Linked DNA regions of Homo sapiens: regions 2 and 3 are each linked to region 1. A link is a contact called in ENCODE Hi-C or POLR2A ChIA-PET data. All regions are on one chromosome and are shown on one strand. The core of a region is the stretch at or near the end of the contact, and the rest is flanking DNA. Distances in the headings are between cores, read along the strand shown. Region 1 overlaps NIN (ninein). Region 2 overlaps MAP4K5 (mitogen-activated protein kinase kinase kinase kinase 5). Region 3 holds the start of PYGL (glycogen phosphorylase L).

Region 1 (3,707 bases), core at 1,065-3,564:
GCAGTTACTTCTCCTGAATTGTCTTTGTTTTTGTTTTGTTTTGCATGGGGCCTTGTCTAGTCTAATCTTTATAGTTAGAATATATGGTCTAGGTTGGGGTGGGAAAACTTGTTAGCAGCCTTGGGATACTTTCATTGTTGTTCTGGTTAATATTTTCCAGTCCCCCTTCCCATGTTACAAGTGTTCATTTTACACCCAATTTCAAGTAGGGCATCTAAAAGTATAAAGGTTTATGAGAATAAAGAGTAACTAAAGAGTAGCTTAACAACCTATTAGCATTTCAAAGGGCAGGGATAAGGATGACAGCACTCTCAAGCTCAGAACCTAGATGACTGGCAGACATCACATAACATTTCAGAACATATTTTCTGTTGAACTTCCTGAATACAACTTTTTTTCCTCCCTCCCTCTCTTCCTTTCCTTAAAAAAACACTTTGATGGTTCTTCATTGCCGACAGAATAAAAATCAAGCTTCTTTCTTGGCTCAGCACTGGAGGCCTACTGTCCTGTTCCCCCTTCCTCTCTAGTCTCTCCTCCTGCTTCTCCCAGGACAGTGTGAACTGGCAATGCTGAAGTGTTTATACGTGTCCACACCCCACATGTGGTCATAACTCCATGATGTTCCCACAGCCTAGGATACCCTTCCCCACACTTTCTTAACTAGTTGAAATCTTAACTCTCAAGATGCAGCTTCAGAGGTCTTCAGGAAGCTTTCTTTAAACTCCTGGGTTGGATCAAATATGTCTTTCTCTTGTGTTCTCCTCTACTGAAAACAGGACGGATCCCACTTATTTCTGAACCTACCATTTGGCCAAACGCTTGGCACCTTGTAAGTGCATTCTATATGGGCAGGGGCTTTGTTCACTGTTGTATCCCTGTGCCCACGGCAGGACCTGGCCCACAGTAACTATGTGTTGAATGCTTGAATATGTAAAGAACTGAATGGATAAATGCTCACTGAATGGGACTTTTTCTTCCCTGTGTATTAAGAAACAGGACAACCAAAAGTTGCTGTCTACAGCTGAATTCAGACCCTCTCTTGGGGTTGTTATTCTTAGCTTTTAAGTATCTAAAGAACTAGGTTGGGCATTTTCTGCCCCCCACCCCACATGTTCATCTCAGTTTCCAGAGAGGCTATAACACTCTCCCAGAGGGTAGTACTTTCTGCTTGTCTCTTCAGTGGATGCGCAACTAATTTCTAAACACCAAGGCCACATCTGCCACCAGCAGGTGAAAAGGAGCAGGCTGTTTAAGTGGTCCTGGAATCTGGGGTCTAGATTCTAACTCAAAGTACATCTTTTTGGAGTCTAGCTGTAGCAATAAGATACTTGTTGAGGTTTTCATAAGCTGTTGGGAACAGGAAAGCTAAAGTTCCATTTATTATCCCCCTATTTTTTTAACCAATATCATTTTTCAATTTAAATAGGAATATTTCCTGTCTTGGGCAGAGAAAAATCTGTTGATTCACAGGGACCTAAAGCATGTGAATGGACATGCTTTAGGTCTATGTGAATCAATAGATTTTTTTTGATCTTTAAAATCTTAGGTCCATGTAAATCATGTTAGCAAAGATTTACACTTTTAAATTGTGGACAAACATGCCTTAAACAGAGCTTTGGAAAAAATACAGAGTTCGTATTTTTTGGGGTGATATGAGGGATAGCAAATCCTAAGTTCTTACAGACATTTATAATAGAATTTGCCTTTATTAGACAACATAAGTTAACGAGTTAATGGCAATAAAGGGATGTAAAACTGGAGTTAAAGCTGGAATGTGAGGTGGGTGAACAGAGATGACCGGGTAGGCTCACTTGTTCTTTGAGCTGATTCACTTTCTCTTGAAGAAGCCTTTTCACTAGTTTCAGTTTCTGTTCAACTTCTATCATTCGTTCCTCCATGACAGTTACCAGTTGTTCCTGGTTTCCCTGAAGGGAAGAAAAGTATATTATTCGAAAATCATGTCACACTGAAAACACTGGTTTATTTTCCCCACAAGATGCCTAGAGAAAGGACAGCAAATGTTTTGCCTTTGTAACAGGAAGGATGGATTTCTCATGAAATGAGAGTTTTGAGCCCTGCATGGATTGCATATGTCAGAAAAGTAACCCTATCAGATAAAGGATCAGACTGAAAAATCAAAAGAATCTTACCTGTGTTACCATCATCCCCCTGATATAAAGCAAAATTCTGAAAACCCATAATTTAATACCTGTGAGTACCTCTAGTAAAATGGACATCCAAGGTAACTTGGAAGATCGCTATCAACCTCCCATCTGTGATCTGGGTCTCTGCAATGTTATGGGCCTCTCAACAACAAAACAAGCACTGAATATATTCAGGGTTTCCTAACATAACCAATCAGCTTGCAATATGCATGTCTGTTTTTCCTTTGAAGTGGCTGATGACTGTGAGGGTGGTAAGTTTCTTTCTTCATAATAGCCTCTTCCTGCCAATTTTTCTAGTCATCTGTTTCCCACTTGTAAATGTGAAGCACACATCTGGATTGGAGGATGGGTTTACTATCAGAGCAGATTGAAAATGAAAAATCTCCTGTTCTCACACAACGGTGATGGGTTAAGGAGTAAGTGAGTTTTGGAGAGGAGAGAGACCTAGAGAGATTAGAATGCAATTGACTTATTAGAATGCAACCCCCATCCCTCTGCAGTCCACCAAAATGTCCCCATAAGGAATTTCAGATTTCATAAAGGTATTAACAGCTGATGGTAGTTAAGATATACTTTAAAAGACATGCAGAATGACTAAACATGAGTCAAAGGCTACCATCTGTTTAGATACTAAGTAGTAACACTTAATCATAAAAGAAACCCTAAATCATGTAGTAACTATCCGGAGGATAAAAATTGTAATAGGCAAAGGTCTAATGCAGGAAGTAAGTTACAAAAAATTGGGCCTGGAGGACATCTAGCTTTTAAAAAGGCCTATATTTAAAAAAAAATAATAGCTTTTTAAAGTTCAAACATAAATACAAAATGATGTCTATTTGCCCAACAAAGCAAAACAAAAAAAAAGATAATTCAAAGAACATAGAGTTGGCAAAAGAGTGGAAAAACAGGAAAAACAAAGGCAGTCATATACTTAAAATTTATTTTATTGTTTCATCAAAAATTTCCTGTCAAAAAGATTTGTACATCTTATACAAAACAGTATAAATACCCCTGGTTTTCTTCAAATTCCATATATAAAAGTAGTACCTTTGGTTAAAAATAGTTACAACATATGGAATGAGAAAATATATAGACTACATCCTTTCAAGAATCTTAAATCCACACTCTTTAAAGGGTATAAATAAAATGATTTGTAACAAGCTGATGTTTGTGAATTTGATTCACAAGATCTGTCATTTCTACATAAATAAATAAGAGACATAATACTGCAAAGGTTTAACAGTAAAAATAATAAAATAATTTAAAAGAGCACTTAATTCCAACATATCTTAGCTTATGTCTCTGTGTGTGGTGTGTGTGCATGGGTGGGTGTGTGCATCTGTCTGCCATGGTAAGAAATGCCATCAATAGCAGCCCAGTTTTCACAGGTGCCCAATCCTTCTGTAGGAATCTGCGTGCACTGCTCGCTGCTCCGGTAGCAAGGCCTAGAGAAAGAAGGCAAGTAGTACACTTCACCCTCATGTCAGGATGAGTTTTTAGGGGGAGTCTAAATTCACACATCTACAATGCAAACAATTTTTA
Region 2 (3,667 bases), core at 1,000-3,499, 200 kb before region 1:
CAACAAAGCCCCAAAAACACAAGTATTGCTTGTTAATAGAGTTCATGTTTTTCTTTCTGTGTTCTTGGTCTGAAACCACAATGTTAGTTTACAAGTGAAACCCTTTTAAATTTTGAAAGCAAAACTAAAAAAAGAAATCTAAGTCAATCTGTATTCTATCCCATTTGTCTTCATAAAATACACTGGAAATGAAGATCAAAGTGAAAATGCTAAACCTATGTAAACAAAGAACTAGAATACTAGATGAATAAGCCCAAGGTTGCAGCTGTATCCACAAGTCAATCTGGGGACTACACTAGTGATGCATTGCTATACTTGCACTAGTGACGGCACTGTTTTATGTCTATCTTCACCAAGTTGAAAGTACTTTTTACTTCTTTTACAGTTTTCATAACATGTATTTTGCTCCCAGGTATGGTTCAGAGCTTCACATTCATCATTAGAACCATATTTTCTCTTTAGGCAGTCACAAAATAAGCCTACCTCTGAACAGTAAGAAAAATAAATAATAAGATTTTACCCAGATGACTTTTAAAATAGTAAATATCCACAACAGTAGCACATCATCCCAATAAAACATGTTTTATTTTCGCAGTGACCTTATACAACATTTAACATAACATTTATTTAATAAGAAATATAATTTAAAGTTTTTGAAGGACAATCCTTCCTCTCTTATTTTCTACTGTTAAGCTATTTTTCCAAGTTATTCACTCTCTCACTCAAATATGAAAACCAAGAGTCTCTCATAATGTCAGACACAGGACACAAAAAGGACAGTATATTCATATAGTTCAGCTGTGTTACTATCAAAAAATAAGAAAGTAGGTGATGTTTTGATATCAAATGTCAGAGAAATAACATCACATACATCTATTTTTTATTACCTTCAGATTTTTAGGCATTGGACTAGACTCTTAATATTTAAAGATCAAAGTATACTGGTGGAGAGAAGACATAAGAAACAGCTACATTTTCTTTGCTTACAAATTCATGCTTAAAAAAATAACATAAGACTTGGTAACCTACAACCAACTGCTGAACTTAATTAAAAATCACAATGGGCTGGGCGCAGTGGCTCACACCTGTAATCCCAGCACTTTGGGAGGCTGAGGCGGGTGGATCACCTGAGGTCGGGAGTTCGAGACCAGCCTGACCAACATGGAGACATCCCATCTCTACTAAAAATACAAAATTAGCCGGGCGTGGTGGCCCATGCCTGTAATCCCAGCTACTAGGGAGGCTGAGGCAGGAGAATCGCTTGAACCTGGGAGGTGGAGGTTGCGGTGAGCTGAGATCACACCATTGCACTCCAGCCTGGGCAACAAGAGCGAAACTCTGTCTCAAAAAAAAAAATCATAAATAAATAAAAATCACAATGACCTGTGGTCCTGCACCAGTCAATAAGGCATGGTGATGGCCATGCTTGTGTCTTAGATAATATGCCTGCCCCTAAGCTTAGAATTCAGCTACAGACACAGGTTCCGGTGACTCAATAAGAAAGAGATTTAAGACTTCCTTTGATTACCCAGTTATCCACTTGGTTAACTCCCTAATGCCCTTCAAGTCTGTTCAAATCTAACCTTTTCAATGAGGCCTACCCTGACCATCCTTATATAATTCCCCAACCTGCCTTCTTCACTCCATTCAGGCATTCCTGATCCTCCTTAACCATTCAACCTTTTCTTCTTTCTATACCTTTAATCTCCTTGTAACGTATTATACAATGTGTTTATTATGTTTGTTGTCTCTCTCCCCCCACTAAAATTTGAGTTCCATGAGGGGAGGAATCTTTGTCCGCTTTGTTCACTAGATGTATCACAAGGCACCACAACAGTGTCTGCCCCATAGGAGGCCTTCTATAAGTATTTGTTGAATGTTAAATACTCCTTTGCATCCTGTCCTCCCAGTTCTCCATCCCAGCTCCCATTCATTAACATGCCTCACTCTAACCATGCTCGCAGTGGAACAACTAGGACTGGAAATAAACAAACAAGGCTCCAGATCAGAAAGGGAGGGAGGTTTTTACATTTATCCCCTACTCTAGTCCCTAAAAATCCATCCTATGTTTTTTCCTTTTATCTGCTTTCTGAATTCTCAATTCCTCCCAAATTCTTTGTCTTGATTTCCTTCTCTGTAGAATTCCATCTCTAAACTCAGCAATCGTCTTAGACACTTGGGTGATACGACAAACTTAAAGAATGGTAACTGAATGCTGTAATCACTCAGTCTTGATGAAAGTAAAACCCTGAAACAAGAAGAAACATTTGTGTGCCTCATTTCTCTTTCCTGTCATAGCTAAGCTGCTTCAGAGAGCAGGCTACATTCCCTCTACTTCCTCACTTACCAATCATACCTCAACTCTACTCTTAATGAACCCTTCCAACTCCTTGCTTACATGACCACTATGCTGCTTACTCCTTCAAGGCATATTTATTGACCACATACTATATACTAGGCAATATACTAGTACAGGTGTTTCAACAGTAAACATAAGATCTCTGTTCTCATGCAGTTTTAGTCTACCAGGAAGACAAGCAAAAATGAGAAGTGATAAATGATGAGTATCATGATAAAAAATGTACATGGAGCTTTGAAAACATACAGCTGCTAGGTGTGACCTACTCTAAGGGACAGAAAAGCCCCCCCACCGAGAAATGTAATGTTTAAACAGAAACCCAAAGAGTAGGCGATAAGATGGAAGAGAAAGAGTGTTCTAAAGGAATACCTGCAAAAATCTGAAAGACAGAGAGTAGAGTGCATATAAAGAACTGAAAGTTCAGTATGGATACGGTATTGGGATAAGCAGGGCCTTAACAGGAATATTATTCTAAGACTTTATTCTACAGACAAAGGAAATAAAGGAGAAATGACACAAAACTTCAGATTTATATTTTTTGGAGAATGAATTCATCTTCCTCATTGCAGTTAGAGCAAACAGGAACAAGAATGGAGGCAGCTGATGATAGAGATCATCTCTTGAAACTTTTCGTTCCTATGAAAAGAACTTCCTCATACCGCTTTGTTTCTTCTCAGACACCTTCAATATATTATTTTTCTCTGCCACCCCTCTAAGGCTACAGCCTTTCCTCAGCTCTCCTACAAACTCTCCTGGGTGACCTCACCTATATTTCACAGGTACCACCCCATAAAGTGATGATGACTCCCAAACCTGTATCCCCAGTCCAGAACTCTCAAGGCCAGAGGTGCATTTCCTACCACCTACCAGACACATTCACCTATGCAATGCCTTATGTTCAAAACCAAACACAAAATCCAGACTCCACATATTTGGTATTTCCTAACTCTGTTGATAGCATCAATGTAGTCACTCAAGCCAGAAATTCTAAATGCCATCAATTACCCTTCTCCTCCTGCCCCTCACCGATTACCAGGTGTTTTTGATCATCTTCTAAATATGACTCAAATCCATCCCTTCCTTTCATCTTCTATACCAGGGCCTAAATTTAGTCTTGCATAAACTCTCATCCGGATTATTCGGGAACTGGTCTCTACATTTCTAGCCACTTTGTAAAATCCTTACACTACACTGTAAGATATTTCCTCCTAAAAAGTGTTTCTCTAGTCCGGGCACAGTGTACTCACACCCTAAAATCCCAGCACTTTGGGAGGCAGAGGTGGATGGATTGCTTGAGCCTCCGAGTTC
Region 3 (3,618 bases), core at 816-3,315, 220 kb after region 1:
CTAATATATGCTCAGTGTCCCACCCTTCCGCTTAAAATTGTTAAAAATAATTTTTAATGAGAGGCGCAGTATGGTGTACTTAGTAGCATTCCCTTTGTGTAAATAAATTTTTAAAAGATAGTGGCCGAGTGTGGTGGCTCACACCTGTAATCCCAGCACTTTGGGAGGCCAAGGAAGGAGGATCATTTGAGGCCAGGAGTTTGAGAGCAGCCTGGCCAACATGGTGAAACCTTGTCTCTACTAAAAATACAAACTTAGCCAGGTGTAGTGGTAGGAGCCTGTAGTCCCAGCTACTCGAGAGTCTGAGGCAGGAGAATCGCTTCAACCCTGGAGGCGAAGGATGCAGTGAGCCAAGATGGCGCCGCTGCACTTCATTCAGCCTGGGCGAGAGTGAGACTCTGTCTCAAACAAAACAAAACAAAACAAAACAAAACAAAACAACAAAACAGTAAATATATGTATACATAAAGTGTTTTCTAAGGTGCATTTAAATTTTTAAGGATACATTTTAGCAGTTGCTACCTTGGTGGAGGCCTAGGTCTTTGGGGTGAAGAAGAGTTACTTTCCATTTGAAAACTGTTACAGTTGCAATTTCTTACTATGAGAATTTACATTCATTTCCTTTCTTAAAAATTCCTATGGGGTTTCTTGGGCACTGGGATTATAGACCATTTTTTTTTCTTCACACCTTTACATAATTAAAAAGTTCTAATAAATGTTTATATATATTTCCCACTGCCCCTGGGATGTATCCCAATCTTTTATTCTTTCCAATATGTCTCTACCTGGCTTCTCCAGTTTCCTCTCCCAATACAGACTCACACCCGCCCTCACTCCAGCCTGCACACAATCCCTCTCCCTGCCATGTCCTCCCCAGTCCTTCCCCACTGCCTCTCGCCCTCTTCGCAAACTGTCAGGCAGAGATATTGTCCCTCTGTAGGTCCAAAATCACCCTAAGGAGGTCTCTGCTCCCGCCCCCACGCCGTGGATGGAGGTGGTCCCTGACCAGCCTTCCTCAGCAGCTCTGGGGGCAGGCCTCGGGTGTGGAAGGGCTAAGGGTCGGGGGAGTGTGTGTCTTCGGGGAGGACGAGTCCAGGGCATTGCCTGGCCCTGGGCCGCCTTTGCGAAAGACTCACGGAATTCCAGGAGCTACACCCACTCAGGAGAATGGGTGGGCGGCGCTCTACGCTTGGAGCGGGACCCTGCCCCTCCTCTGCACCACACTTAGCCACTCCCAGAGGCCTGAGACTTACGACCTTTTCCCAGCTCGGCGTTTGTCTCCCCTCCCAAAATACCAAGCTCCAGCAAGGCAAGATTTTTGTCCCTTTTGTTTAGGGCTGAGTGTCCAGGGCAGAGAATAGTGTCCGGCATACAGGACAAGAGGCCCCCGTCACCTCTTGATTAAATGCTGAGAGTCAAAGTTCCAAAAAAGTTTGTGAAGTGGACAGGCGAGAGGGGCCTGGGCTTTTGCCCACCTGGCGGTTTCCAGGGGCGGACGGCACAGTGGTTTGGGCGGGACACTGGCGGGTGGCACCTCGGAGACATGAGTTCGGCGTCTGTTGGGAGGCCTAATCTGTCCCCCAGGCTGCCCGCCCACAGCCTAGACACGTCTCCTCTGGACTTCGGGGCAAGGACCGGGTGCAAGGGACCACTCTGAGGGGTTCTCCACCTCGTCCCGCCCGGCCGCGGCCGGAGACTCCGACTCCGGGCTGGACCCCGGCCCGCCGTCCCGCCCCCGGTTACCTTGGGGCACTTGTCGTAGTAGTGCTGCTGCGTGCGGATCCAGCGCCCCACCAGGTGGTCGCGCACCGTGTGCGCCAGCGCGAAGTAGTAGTCGCGGGTGGTGGCCACGTTGCGGTCCTTGACCAGCGTGAAGTGCAGGTGCCGGTTGAAACTCTTCTTCAGCTCTGCCACGTTCTCCACGCCCACGATGCCGCGGATGCTGATCTGCCGCCGCTTCTCCTGGTCCGTCAGGGGCTTCGCCATGGCTGGGGCGGCGGGCTGCGCGGCGGGCTGCGCAGAGAGCTGGAAGTGCGGCCGGAGGCGCTGGGCTGCCGGGCAGGGGTGGAGTCCGCCCCGCCGCGCCAGCAGCTTTCAACGCGCACGAAAGTTTGGGGCCCGCCCCCTCGGGCGGTGCCGTCCCCGCTGCACTCCCACCGCGTCCCGGCCCCTGCCCCAGGCCGGAGGGCAGAGGAAGTGCCCGGCCCCTCCCGAGGCTCTGGGGCCGCAGTGGGCTCGGGGGTGGGAGACGAGGTCCAAGCGCCGGCGAGACCCCTGCCAGCCCGGGACCTGGGCTCGGAGGCTCCCTTCCGGATTTCCAAAATCTGCGGAGGCAGCATTTGTTCCGCCTCTCCCCTCTAGAGTGTGGAGACAGGAGGACGTCTGTGTAGGGAAGCACGTCGTTGGCAGACTGCTGTTTTGCCGATGTTTATTTGTTATGCCATTATGACTGTTAGGATTTCTCACCTGGAGTGGCTTCCGCCATAAGCGCCGGGATCTGGAAGGACGGCACGTTTGACTTCTGTTGTCCCAACCTCACTTGCCAGCCCTTGGCACCGCCCCAGCTTGGATCCTCAGGGCGCCTCTGTTATTTTCATTCATTTTTTTTGAGGACTCCAGGGTTCAGGTTTCTTAACTCCTGGACCAAAGTTCGCCCCGCTCGTAGCACCCTGTCTCTCATCCTTAGAGGTAGGTTACTAAGAATCAGAGTAGGTGAGGTGAAGCTCTAGGGTCATTATGCGGCAGGGGCTTTTACCTTAGGCTTCTTCGAATTACGTTTTAACTGCAGTGGAGGGTGTGGGGGGAGGAGAGGGAGAAAACAGAAGGGTATGTGTGTGGAAAATGAAGGGATTACTCACTGGACTAGTTGCCTTCTTTACAAAAAACAACCCAGTCTGTGTTACTGTGCGGTACAGGCTGATCTTTGCACCTCCACTTTGGGTGGTATTTGAATATGCGTGTTTATGTGTGCTTAAACCTTGGTAAAGGCAAACACTTGGCATTTTAGGATGTCAGAGGTTTTTTCTTCCTCATTAAGTAGTATTAATATATTATTTTAGAAACAGTCCATTGCCAGAATTAAGTTTTCTTTTTCCTTTTTCTTTTCTTTTTCTTTCTTCTTCTTCTTTTTTTTTTTTTTTTGAGACGGAGTCTCACTCTGTTGCCCAGGCTGGAGTGCAGTGGCGCGATCTCGGCTCACTGCAAGCTCCGCCTCCCGGGTTCACGCCATTCTCCTGCTTCAGCCTCCTGAATAGCTGGGACTACAGGCGCCCGCCACCTCGCATTTTTTATTTTTTATTTTTTTATTTTTAGTAGAGACAGGGTTTCACCATGTTAGCCAGGATGGTCTCTATCTCCTGACCTCGTGATCTGCCCGCCTCGGCCTCCCAAAGGGCTGGGATTACAGGCGTGAGCCACCGCGCCCGGCCAATAGTCACATATATTCTTCTAAGTTTATTTGTTTGTTGTTTTTTGAGACAGGGTCTCACTCTGTTACCCAGGCAGAGTGCAGTGGCGCGATCTGGGCTCACTGCAAGCTCCGCCTCCCGGGTTCACGCCATTCTCCCGCCTCAGCCTCCCGAGTAGCTGGGACTACAGGCGCCCGCCACCACGCCCGGC

The links. Hi-C counts contacts between places; a loop is a spot of excess contacts on that map. ChIA-PET counts read pairs that join two places held with the same protein, here RNA polymerase II (POLR2A). Pooled maps may share reads with other maps.
Region 2: a loop to region 1 is called in a pooled map, with 11 times the contacts of the local background. The contact joins two enhancer-like sites. A Hi-C loop is called at or near these places in 11 of 50 pooled maps. POLR2A ChIA-PET finds 5 or more read pairs at or near these places in 5 of 52 experiments (GM10248, PC-3, activated T-cell and 1 more).
Region 3: a loop to region 1 is called in a pooled map, with 5 times the contacts of the local background. The contact joins the promoter of PYGL here to the enhancer-like site in region 1. A Hi-C loop is called at or near these places in 1 of 50 pooled maps. POLR2A ChIA-PET finds 5 or more read pairs at or near these places in 2 of 52 experiments (H1 and OCI-LY7).

The regions. Positions count from the first base shown.
Region 1 is chr14:50,724,142-50,727,848 of GRCh38, forward strand. It overlaps NIN (ninein), which reads right to left. Exons shown (of 31, transcript NM_020921.4): 30 at 1,812-1,925. Among named protein-coding and RNA genes, the nearest start is that of SAV1, 58 kb to the left of the region's middle. Within about 2 kb of position 2,315, at least 4 of the 41 ENCODE cell types and tissues checked have a DNase peak (open chromatin) inside an H3K27ac peak, as active enhancers do.
Region 2 is chr14:50,521,967-50,525,633 of GRCh38, forward strand. The region is part of intron 2 of MAP4K5 (mitogen-activated protein kinase kinase kinase kinase 5); the gene reads right to left. Among named protein-coding and RNA genes, the nearest start is that of MAP4K5, 8.8 kb to the right of the region's middle. Within about 2 kb of position 2,250, at least 2 of the 41 ENCODE cell types and tissues checked have a DNase peak (open chromatin) inside an H3K27ac peak, as active enhancers do.
Region 3 is chr14:50,942,418-50,946,035 of GRCh38, forward strand. It overlaps PYGL (glycogen phosphorylase L), which reads right to left and starts at 2,066. Exons shown (of 20, transcript NM_002863.5): 1 at 1,744-2,066. The coding sequence starts at 1,986. LOC124903314 (a long non-coding RNA gene) reads right to left here and starts at 173. Exons shown (of 2, transcript XR_007064163.1): 1 at 1-173. RefSeq lists an enhancer at 894-1,417 and a silencer at 2,086-2,245.